Linked DNA regions of Homo sapiens: all the other regions are linked to region 1. Evidence: chromatin contacts called from ENCODE Hi-C or POLR2A ChIA-PET data. All regions are on one chromosome and are shown on one strand. The core of a region is the stretch at or near the end of the contact, and the rest is flanking DNA. Distances in the headings are between cores, read along the strand shown.

Region 1 (2,700 bases), core at 162-2,661:
TTGGGGAAGGTGATTCAGCTTGTCGAGGGGTAATTAACCAAATTGCTGAGGTGGAAGTCTGGGTAAGTGAAAAGGTCATCAAATCTGAGTAAGAAAGCTTGCAGCTTTCACCTCTCCGTCAAGACTGGCAGAGAGGCACTTTCGTAAAATCTTTGTTTGGGATTCACTTTTACTTCGCCACTTGTCCCATTTTAATTAAAGCTTGCCAACTGAAGGACCTAAGAAAACAATATAGTTCTGCATTTTGCCAAATTGGGAAATTTCCAGGGCCCCCAAAATTTAGCGGGGAGACTCAGAGACTAGAATGGGAGAATAGGAAGCACCAACTTGCTCTAAAAGGAAGATTGGGTAAAAGCAGCACTCTTATTCCAGCTCTACAACCAAAGCAACTAAGACTTGGGCTGGCTGGCTGCCTAGCCACAGCATTCCCTCCTACTTCCCCATTATCTCCTGACCAGCAAGTCATCTTTGGTCACATATCTTTAATTATTTAGTTTGAGACAAAGTCTCACTATCACCCAGGCTGGAGTGCAGTGGCGCGATCTCGGCTCACTGCAACCTCCGCCTCCCGGGTTCAAGCGATTCTTCCACCTCAGCCTCCCGAGTAGCTGGGACTACAAGCGGGCACCACCATGCCCGGCTAATTTTTGTGTTTTTAGTGGAGATGGGGTTTCACCATGTCGGCCAGGCTGGTCTCGGACTCCTGACCTCAAGTGATCCGCCCACCTCTGCCTCCTGAAGTGCTGGGATTACAGGCATGAGTCACCAAGCCCGACTACATATTCCTTTTATTAATATTCCTGTTGAACTTAATTTTGGTCGTTTCCGGTGCAAAAATGTTAAGGTAAAGGGAATCAATAACAGCCACATTTGATGTATTTTTGTAATCCCCATCTCCAATTTCCATCCGGGCCTGAGTAACCAAAAACACTTTACAGGGGTAGACTGTCTCAACAGACATCAATTTGTAACCGCGTCTACCTCTACCACGGTATTCTAAAGACTCCGTCGAGGAAAACCTTTAGCTCGGGCAACGGGAGACACATTACAGAACACTGTCCGCCGCCGAAGAAACAGACGATACGCGGGAGAGTTGAACAGACACCCGGCCTCGCCCCGATTGCTTCACAGTCCTCAGCCACGCCCCTCCCAACCGGAACTACATCCCCCGCACTCCGCGCCCCCACGCACAGCGTGTCGTAGGCGTCCGAAGCCGCAGGCTCCCGCCCGGCTTCCCGGGACGCACAGGGCAGGCGCTGGGCATGCGCATGCTCGGCAGGCGGGGCAGCTGGAGTCTCCAGGCGCTGCAATCTGTTGCGCCGCCGCCCGCGGGAGCCGGCAGATCCGGGTCTTGTGGCTAAGAGTGACGTGGTCACTCGAATCAAAACAGAGGAGGGGGAGGAAGCCGGCGGCCAGAAACGGCAGTGGCAGCAGCGTCCGGAGCAGCCGCAGCCTTCTGGAAGCTCCAGGCGGTCTTTCTGCCGAGCCTCGGTCCCGGCCCCCATCCTCCCCGCCCCATCGGTTGTTGTCTGGGCGGGTGAGTGTCTCCCCCTCTCCCACCAGCGTTTGCTGGCTCACCCTCCCCTCGCCCCAGTTTTTCCTGGGGGCTCCTCAGGCTCTCGGGGACTGCGGCGGCTGCGGCAGAACAGGGCTGTTTCTCGGGCTTGGCGTTTCCTCGGCCGGGCTGGCGATTCTGCACCGGGAGAAGCTCCGCTGCTGCCGAGCCCGCGTCCCCCGCGAAGAGCCTGCAATTGGGTATTCTCTGCAGGATGTCAGAGTCGGGGCTTTGCAGGCAAGGGCAAGGTAGCCACGGGTGGTTTTATTTTTAGGATCAGATTGTCGACGGGTGGAGGCGTATCATGGAGTAAAAAGAGAGTCGTAGCTGGAAGGAAAAACTCACAAATCCTGAAATCCACACTATCTTGTTTACCGTCTCCCTCAGCCCTTTCTGGGTACGGTGAAGTCACTAGGATGCGTCCTTTGTTGTGATAAGTGAGACGAGAAAGCTGACACCCTGAAAGCGAGAGCTTTTTAGCTCCTATTGTGTCGCGAATTTAAAGGATCCCCTTTTTCTGTTTGCTCAGTAAGTGGAACCAAGGCTGACAGTAAAGAGGTAGCAGCACCCTTTATTGGAACTAATAGTGTGTGATAAACTGGTTACCGGCTCTACCCGAAGTCCCGTGTTGCTGTTTAAAGGCAGACTTCACCAAAGTGGCTGTTTATATGTGCCAGGATTTTAGCCGAGATGGTTTGCTAGCTGTAGAGAGTCGGTAGGATGTTTTCAGTTGCCCCAGTTGGCAAAACCGAGGCTGTGGCCTTAATAGAATGTGTTACTTTTGCATCGAGAGAGTCGGATGAGCTTCACACACGTAATAGCTACATTTGCAGAAGAGACCTTCCAGTTTGTGTGTGTTATTGTCAGAAACAGCAGCTGTACATATTATAACTTGGAAAGCGTAAGACCTTCCAGGTGTTGGAGTGTTGGGACGCTTAGGAGGCATTCTTGCTGCCCAGCGCTGTGGAGGTTGCAGGAGGCTTTGCATTCCCTTCCACTTAGGGTGGCTGGCCGCGCAGATTCCTTTAGTGTAGCCTGCTCCGAACTTGCCGCTCTCCGCGGCCGTCGACAGCACTGCGACCAGAAAACCAAACCTTTTTGTCCTAACTTTTTTTTTTTTTCCAACGTGGTGTTTAAGAACACCG
Region 2 (2,792 bases), core at 214-2,713, 3.0 Mb before region 1:
TCATGGAATCGTGTGTCTTCATTTATAACAATAGGGCCTACACAAAAGCCTTCTTGAAATCCAGATGCTGAGGGTTCTATTTTTGAAAAGAAAGAAAAGGGATTTAGTCAGTGGAGGCTTACTGATCCCCACCAGTCACCACCTCCCTTTTAAGCAGTCTGTTAATCAGCTGCACTTAATGTTTGACTAGCATTGGCCTCAAACTCATTGGCCAATAGCATTATTATTCAGACTTATCTAATGTAAAGGACCTTTTTTAGAGGAAACATTTCTTTTTGGTCTTTGAGAATATATTCTTTGTATGAGAAACACTGCTTTCAAAATAATTAAGCTCAGTTCCATGTTTAACTGAATTCTCAGAAATGTTCTTTTAACTTCTGAATTTTCAGATCTTTCCCAAAAATCCTTTAGAAGCAGTGGATCTCATTTTGTAAATCTGTGAACTTTGAAAGCACATCTGTAGACTCCCATTTTAAAAAACAGTGGTTTATGATCTTTATGATCCATCTTCTTTTTAGAACACTGGGAGAGTGCAGGTGGCCCTCCTTATCCCTGAGTTTCACGTCCATGGATTCAGCCAATCATGGATCAAAAGTATTCAGAAAAAATTCCATAGAGTTTCAAAAAGCAAAACTTCAATTTGCCACACACCAAGTACTATGTTGAATCCATGCAAATGACGTGTAGGCATTGTGTTAGGTATTATAAGTAATCGAGAGATGATTTAAAATATACAAGAGGATGTGTGTAGGTTATTTGAAATACTACATCACTTTATATAAGGTAATTGAGCATCTGCAGATTTGGTAAGGGGTCTTGGAACCAATCCCCCATGCATACTGAACGATGACTAAATTGTCTTCATCTTTTAGTTCCTCTCTCATTCACCATAGTTCTTCTCTGATTAGTAACAGTTCACTTAACTATTTTGCAGGTTCTCACAGTTCTGTAGGTTAGAAAATAATTATATATACCTACACATACATATATGTATTTACTATAGGCTAGGAATTCATTTAGAGCAGTTAGGTGCTGATTTTTCTTTTTTTCCCTCTTAAAATAATCCCCTACCTTGTCTTTTGGTTTAGTTCTTCGAACTAATGTTCATTCTAACCTTTCCAGTCTTAAGATGATTATCCTTGATAGACGATTGAAGCAAAGTAGATGTTGGAGCTGAGAAGTTCTGCCTTTTATTATCTGTTAACAACATTGTATCATCTATTCTAGGCAGCAGGCTCATCTCATCAATTCTTTGTGTCCCAGATGAAAGGGGGAAAAATCGAGTGGTCTCTAACGTTTTTTACAACACCTTTCCTCCAGTCTCAGATGTCTGTGCATCTGTTAATATTCACTGTTGAACATGTGAACCTATCTATTTTCAACCTTTCCTGTGATCTTTTTTTAATCTTGTGCTTGTTCAAGTACTTCCTGTGAAGCAGCAGTGGTCTCTAAATACAACTCCTTCAACCCTCCCTGACCACCTCCCCGCCTTGTCAGGGCCTTCCACAATTACTCAGCATGTGGGTTTGGACAGCTGTTGGGGCTTCTGCACTTTGTGGGTCTTGATAATAAATTGAAATGTGCCCTCCTGAAATCCAGAATACATATCTGACATGGCCTGGTATTCCCCTTTGACAGTCAAAAACTCTTTGATACAGTTATTTTTTGAAGAGTATCATTACTACTTTACCACTTTTGCTTGGATTAGAATCCAGTCCGTAGTGTCAGTCTGCCTTGTTTCCTGTGCATTTTTAGAGGTGAACTTAATGCCACTGCAAGTCAGTGGTGCTTTAAGCTAATTGAGACTTCTAGGAGATGCTTGGTAGATGTCTGGTGGTTGCAACCCCTCGTTTCTGGTGCAGTCTGCTTCTGTGTCAATTTTTAAACATCTATGTTGGCAAATATACTATTTAATTCTTCTGTCAGATAAAGTTATCTGTGGGTTATTCCCAAGGAGATGTCATTAAATTCCTTCTGTCTTTCATTGTTCTGGTTCCTTTTCCAGTTAAGCATGAAATGGCGTTAGTAAATGTTTTATTATTTCCAAGCAATTCAGCATGCCGAAGATGACTATTATTTTAGGTTAATATCCAAGGCTGGCTGCCAACAAGATTGACTGTTTACTATGTGTGACGCCCAACTCTAGGCATACTATAGATTTCCTTGTAATACTGCTTAAGGATATCCTTTCTTCTGAATGTCAGGAGTACTCTTTAGAATCCACCACTTAGAATTTGTAGTGCTACTTCAGGGGCTTGTCGCAATTTAGCGTGAGTTCAAGAAATGTTAAGCCATTACTTTTTTTCCTTTTTTAGACAATAACTGCTGTGGTGTGTTTTACACTTGTTTATTTTTAAATCAATTCCCTCAAAGGCACTTAAAGAAACATGTCATTTACCATGTCTCCTAATGACAGGTCCTGATGACAAAATATATTAGTGGTTATTAGGATAGAGACAAGACTATAAATTTCTGGGAATTTTTGGATGCCTTATATTGAAATAGAAAATTTAGCAAACATTTAGTGCACAGAAGGGACTTTCCTGAAGGGTCATTCATGTTACTTCCCCATATTAGAGTAGCATACTTAATAGATACTTACCCATACCCTTGTGCCTGTCCCATCCTCTGTACATAAGCATGCATAGCATTTATTATTATTGAACTAAGCATATAGCTCAAAAGATTAGTGTCAGATGTATGATGGTCTTTTACATAGACAATATATTCAAAACTTTTGTAGGTATCCCTTCAAAGAAGAATGGCCAAGGAGAGTATTTTGACACTTAAGT
Region 3 (2,700 bases), core at 159-2,658, 3.0 Mb before region 1:
ACACTGAGAATACATTTTCTTTGTTCTAATTCCAGCCTCTGAATCAGAGCCAACTAGAGTGGGCTCTTCATAAATATGCATTGACTGCCTGAGTATTAATGTAGGGCAGGGCTCTGATTAGCAAGTGCTACCTGCAGGAAGCAGAAGAAATACCACAAATGGAGATAGGACGCTATTAGCAGATTTTATTTCATTTTTTCCTGAGGCTTGGAAATAATCACTTCTCTCTCAGGTCAAACCTCTCCAGCTCTCTCCCTTCAGGATGTGAAAAGATCTCAAATAAAAGGCCTCTATGTGAGGATCTCTTTCGCTGGTTGCTGGAGGAAGAGCATGAAATGAGGGAAGAAGCAAATTGCTTCTGATTTATTGTTTCTGGTTTATTCCTTTCCTGCCAGTTCAGCAGCTCGCCAGAAACAGCACAAAACCTTACATCTTAACTTGAAGGTGAAGTATTTGTTTTGACAACTTTTTAGCATAGATCTCGGTATACAAAATAAAAGGTAATGAGGCTATGATAGTCTGAAGGACATCGGCAAATTAAAATTTAACATATTTATGGATTTTATACAAAGACTCCTCTCCCCTTTGCAGATAAAACGACTGCATCCAACTTTATGCAGATTTAACTAAAAGAAAAAAAAAAAGTCTTTTGTGAACCACCTGGGCCAATACTTAGTTGGCTTAATTGCTATTTCAGTGCCTTGTCAGGCTGCAGAGCCTGAACTAGGGAGATGCACCGGGCCCACTTGCAGGCGGGGCCCAGATGCACCCAAGCCCCATGGACAAGAGCACCATGGGCACCAGGGGCCTCCCGACCTGGCAGCCTGTTGCTAGTGGGCGAGGCAGGAGGACAAGTGCGGCTCAGGCCACGAGTCGGGCTGGGCGTGCAGAGAGGTTAGAATTACACCCAGATGGCGAACAGTCAGTCGTTCCTTTCCTGCTCTGGCTGGGAGCTAAACCTTGTAGTCCCAGACCCTTTCGCCTTCGCCTGCCGGCTCAGACCCAACAGCTCTTTCCGGACGACGGGCGGCTCCACTGCGATCAAAAGCCAGGGGTAGCGGGAGGGGATTCGTGAGAATGCAGCAGCCAGAGCAGTCTTTCCTTTCTGAGCAAGATGTGAGAGAGTCCGAGTGGCCTGGAGGAGGAACCGGGTCAACCAACTCCACAGGGCGGAGCGAAAACGCTGGAGGACTAAGGAGGCTAAGAGTTGATCCCCCCTTTGAGTCGTGATACGGTCCGAAGCGGGGCGGGGCGGGGCGAAGGAGGCTCCCCCTGGCTCTCCCCGCCCCTCACCCGCCTTCCTTGCTGAGCGGCCGCGGGAGGGGGAGCGCGAGCCCCGCAGGCCCCTCCCCCGGCGCCGGCGCCCGAGCTCCGCCCCTCGCCGAGCCGCCCCTCCGCGGCTGCAGCAAGAGCTCGCCCAGCTCTGCGGGCGCCGCCACCTTCGCCGCCACCGCTGCCTTTCTCCTCCTCCTGTCGGCGTGCGGGGGCCGCGCCCGGCGGCAGCTCTGCCCTAGGTGGGCGGCGGCGCGGCCCAGGCTGCAGCTGAGCGCTCTGCGCGGCGCAGCCGGGTCTCCCGCGTGTACCACGCCGTGACAGGTGCAGAGTCCGGGCTGAGGACCCACCTGCAGCCGCCGCCGCGATGCCCACCATGCGGAGGACCGTGTCGGAGATCCGCTCGCGCGCCGAAGGTAAGGGGCCGCCGAGGCTCGGGGCTAGCCCGGGGTCGGGAAGCGAGTGTGTGTGTGAGCGTGTGTGTTTATCCTGGAAGAGACCGCATCCTACCTCTTCCCCGGCGGCAGTCCGACTGTCGCGCCCGGCCCCTAGGGGACCCTTCCCCCCGCGCTGCCCCCAGTGTACTCGCAGACCCTTTCCAGGCTCCAGTACCCTCGAATGGGTGTTCTCCGCGGGAGCCCCGAGGCGTGCTTTGCACCGCAGTGTGACCATTAGGTCCCAGTCACTGAGCTCACTCGCCCTGCCCACCTCCCTCCCCACCAGTTCGATTTCCACTCAGCAGATCCCCAGCCCGCCGCCCCTGCCTCCGGCGCCCACCGTTTTGCAACCCCCTATCTGAGCTCCCAGCGAAGCGAGTTTGCTTTTCCCCGGCTGCAGGATCCTTTGATCCGTAGTCCCTTGGCTCTCGAAGCGCGGGGAGCCTTCATCGGGGTCGGGTGCCGAGTGGGTTCCCTGCATTACAGCTTCTGCAATTCTGCCTCCTGCAGCGGAGTCCCACCGGCTCGCGTCTGAGGTTTCGTTTTTGTGTTTCCCTTTTGCCCGAAACCCTCACTTCGGCCAGCTGAGCTGACTTTTCAGCCAGGTGGAAGCTGTTTTCTTTGCTCCACCTGGGGCCAGCTCTTGAATGGCCATGGTTGTCAACACTGAGCAACAGATGCTCCGGGGTAGAAGCAAGTAAGCTTTCCGAGGGCCCAGACTCTTCATCGTCTCCGAGGAGCCCTCAACATCCTGCCTGCCATGTGGCAGGCACTCTGTAAATATTATTTGATTTTGCTCGCGTCAAAGCCAAGACTGTAAATATCCCAAGGTTTGTTTGTCCTCTCCCATAAACCTGTACTTGAATCCTGCAGAGGGTGGAATAACATGTTTTTCAGAAATCTATCTTGCCATCATCGCTGATTCCCACTCTTCCTCCCCACCTCCATCTTTTAATGTGAGACAGGTGGTGAAGTGGTTTTAGAAAAATAT

The links. A loop is a pair of places that touch in the nucleus more often than their neighbours do. ChIA-PET counts read pairs that join two places held with the same protein, here RNA polymerase II (POLR2A). Pooled maps may share reads with other maps.
Region 2: a loop to region 1 is called in a map with no recorded cell type, with 7 times the contacts of the local background. The contact joins the enhancer-like site here to the promoter of SMIM14 in region 1. A Hi-C loop is called at or near these places in 3 of 37 single-sample maps with no recorded cell type and 2 of 50 pooled maps.
Region 3: a loop to region 1 is called in a pooled map, with 4 times the contacts of the local background. The contact joins the promoter of ATP8A1 here to the promoter of SMIM14 in region 1. A Hi-C loop is called at or near these places in 3 of 37 single-sample maps with no recorded cell type and 7 of 50 pooled maps. POLR2A ChIA-PET finds 5 or more read pairs at or near these places in 1 of 52 experiments (naive thymus-derived CD4-positive, alpha-beta T cell).

The regions. Positions count from the first base shown.
Region 1 is chr4:39,637,576-39,640,275 of GRCh38, reverse strand. SMIM14 (small integral membrane protein 14) reads left to right here and starts at 1,411. Exons shown (of 5, transcript NM_174921.3): 1 at 1,411-1,537. It overlaps SMIM14-DT (SMIM14 divergent transcript), which reads right to left and starts at 1,136. Exons shown (of 6, transcript NR_183845.1): 1 at 982-1,136. RefSeq lists an enhancer at 752-1,469.
Region 2 is chr4:42,637,831-42,640,622 of GRCh38, reverse strand. All of the region lies in intron 1 of ATP8A1 (ATPase phospholipid transporting 8A1), which reads left to right. Among named protein-coding and RNA genes, the nearest start is that of ATP8A1, 18 kb to the left of the region's middle. RefSeq lists enhancers at 1,313-1,432, 1,663-1,712. Within about 2 kb of position 1,463, at least 4 of the 41 ENCODE cell types and tissues checked have a DNase peak (open chromatin) inside an H3K27ac peak, as active enhancers do.
Region 3 is chr4:42,655,813-42,658,512 of GRCh38, reverse strand. It overlaps ATP8A1 (ATPase phospholipid transporting 8A1), which reads left to right and starts at 1,408. Exons shown (of 37, transcript NM_006095.2): 1 at 1,408-1,688. The coding sequence starts at 1,640. It overlaps ATP8A1-DT (ATP8A1 divergent transcript), which reads right to left and starts at 990. Exons shown (of 1, transcript NR_186688.1): 1 at 166-990. RefSeq lists enhancers at 972-1,181, 2,172-2,221 and a silencer at 1,212-1,681.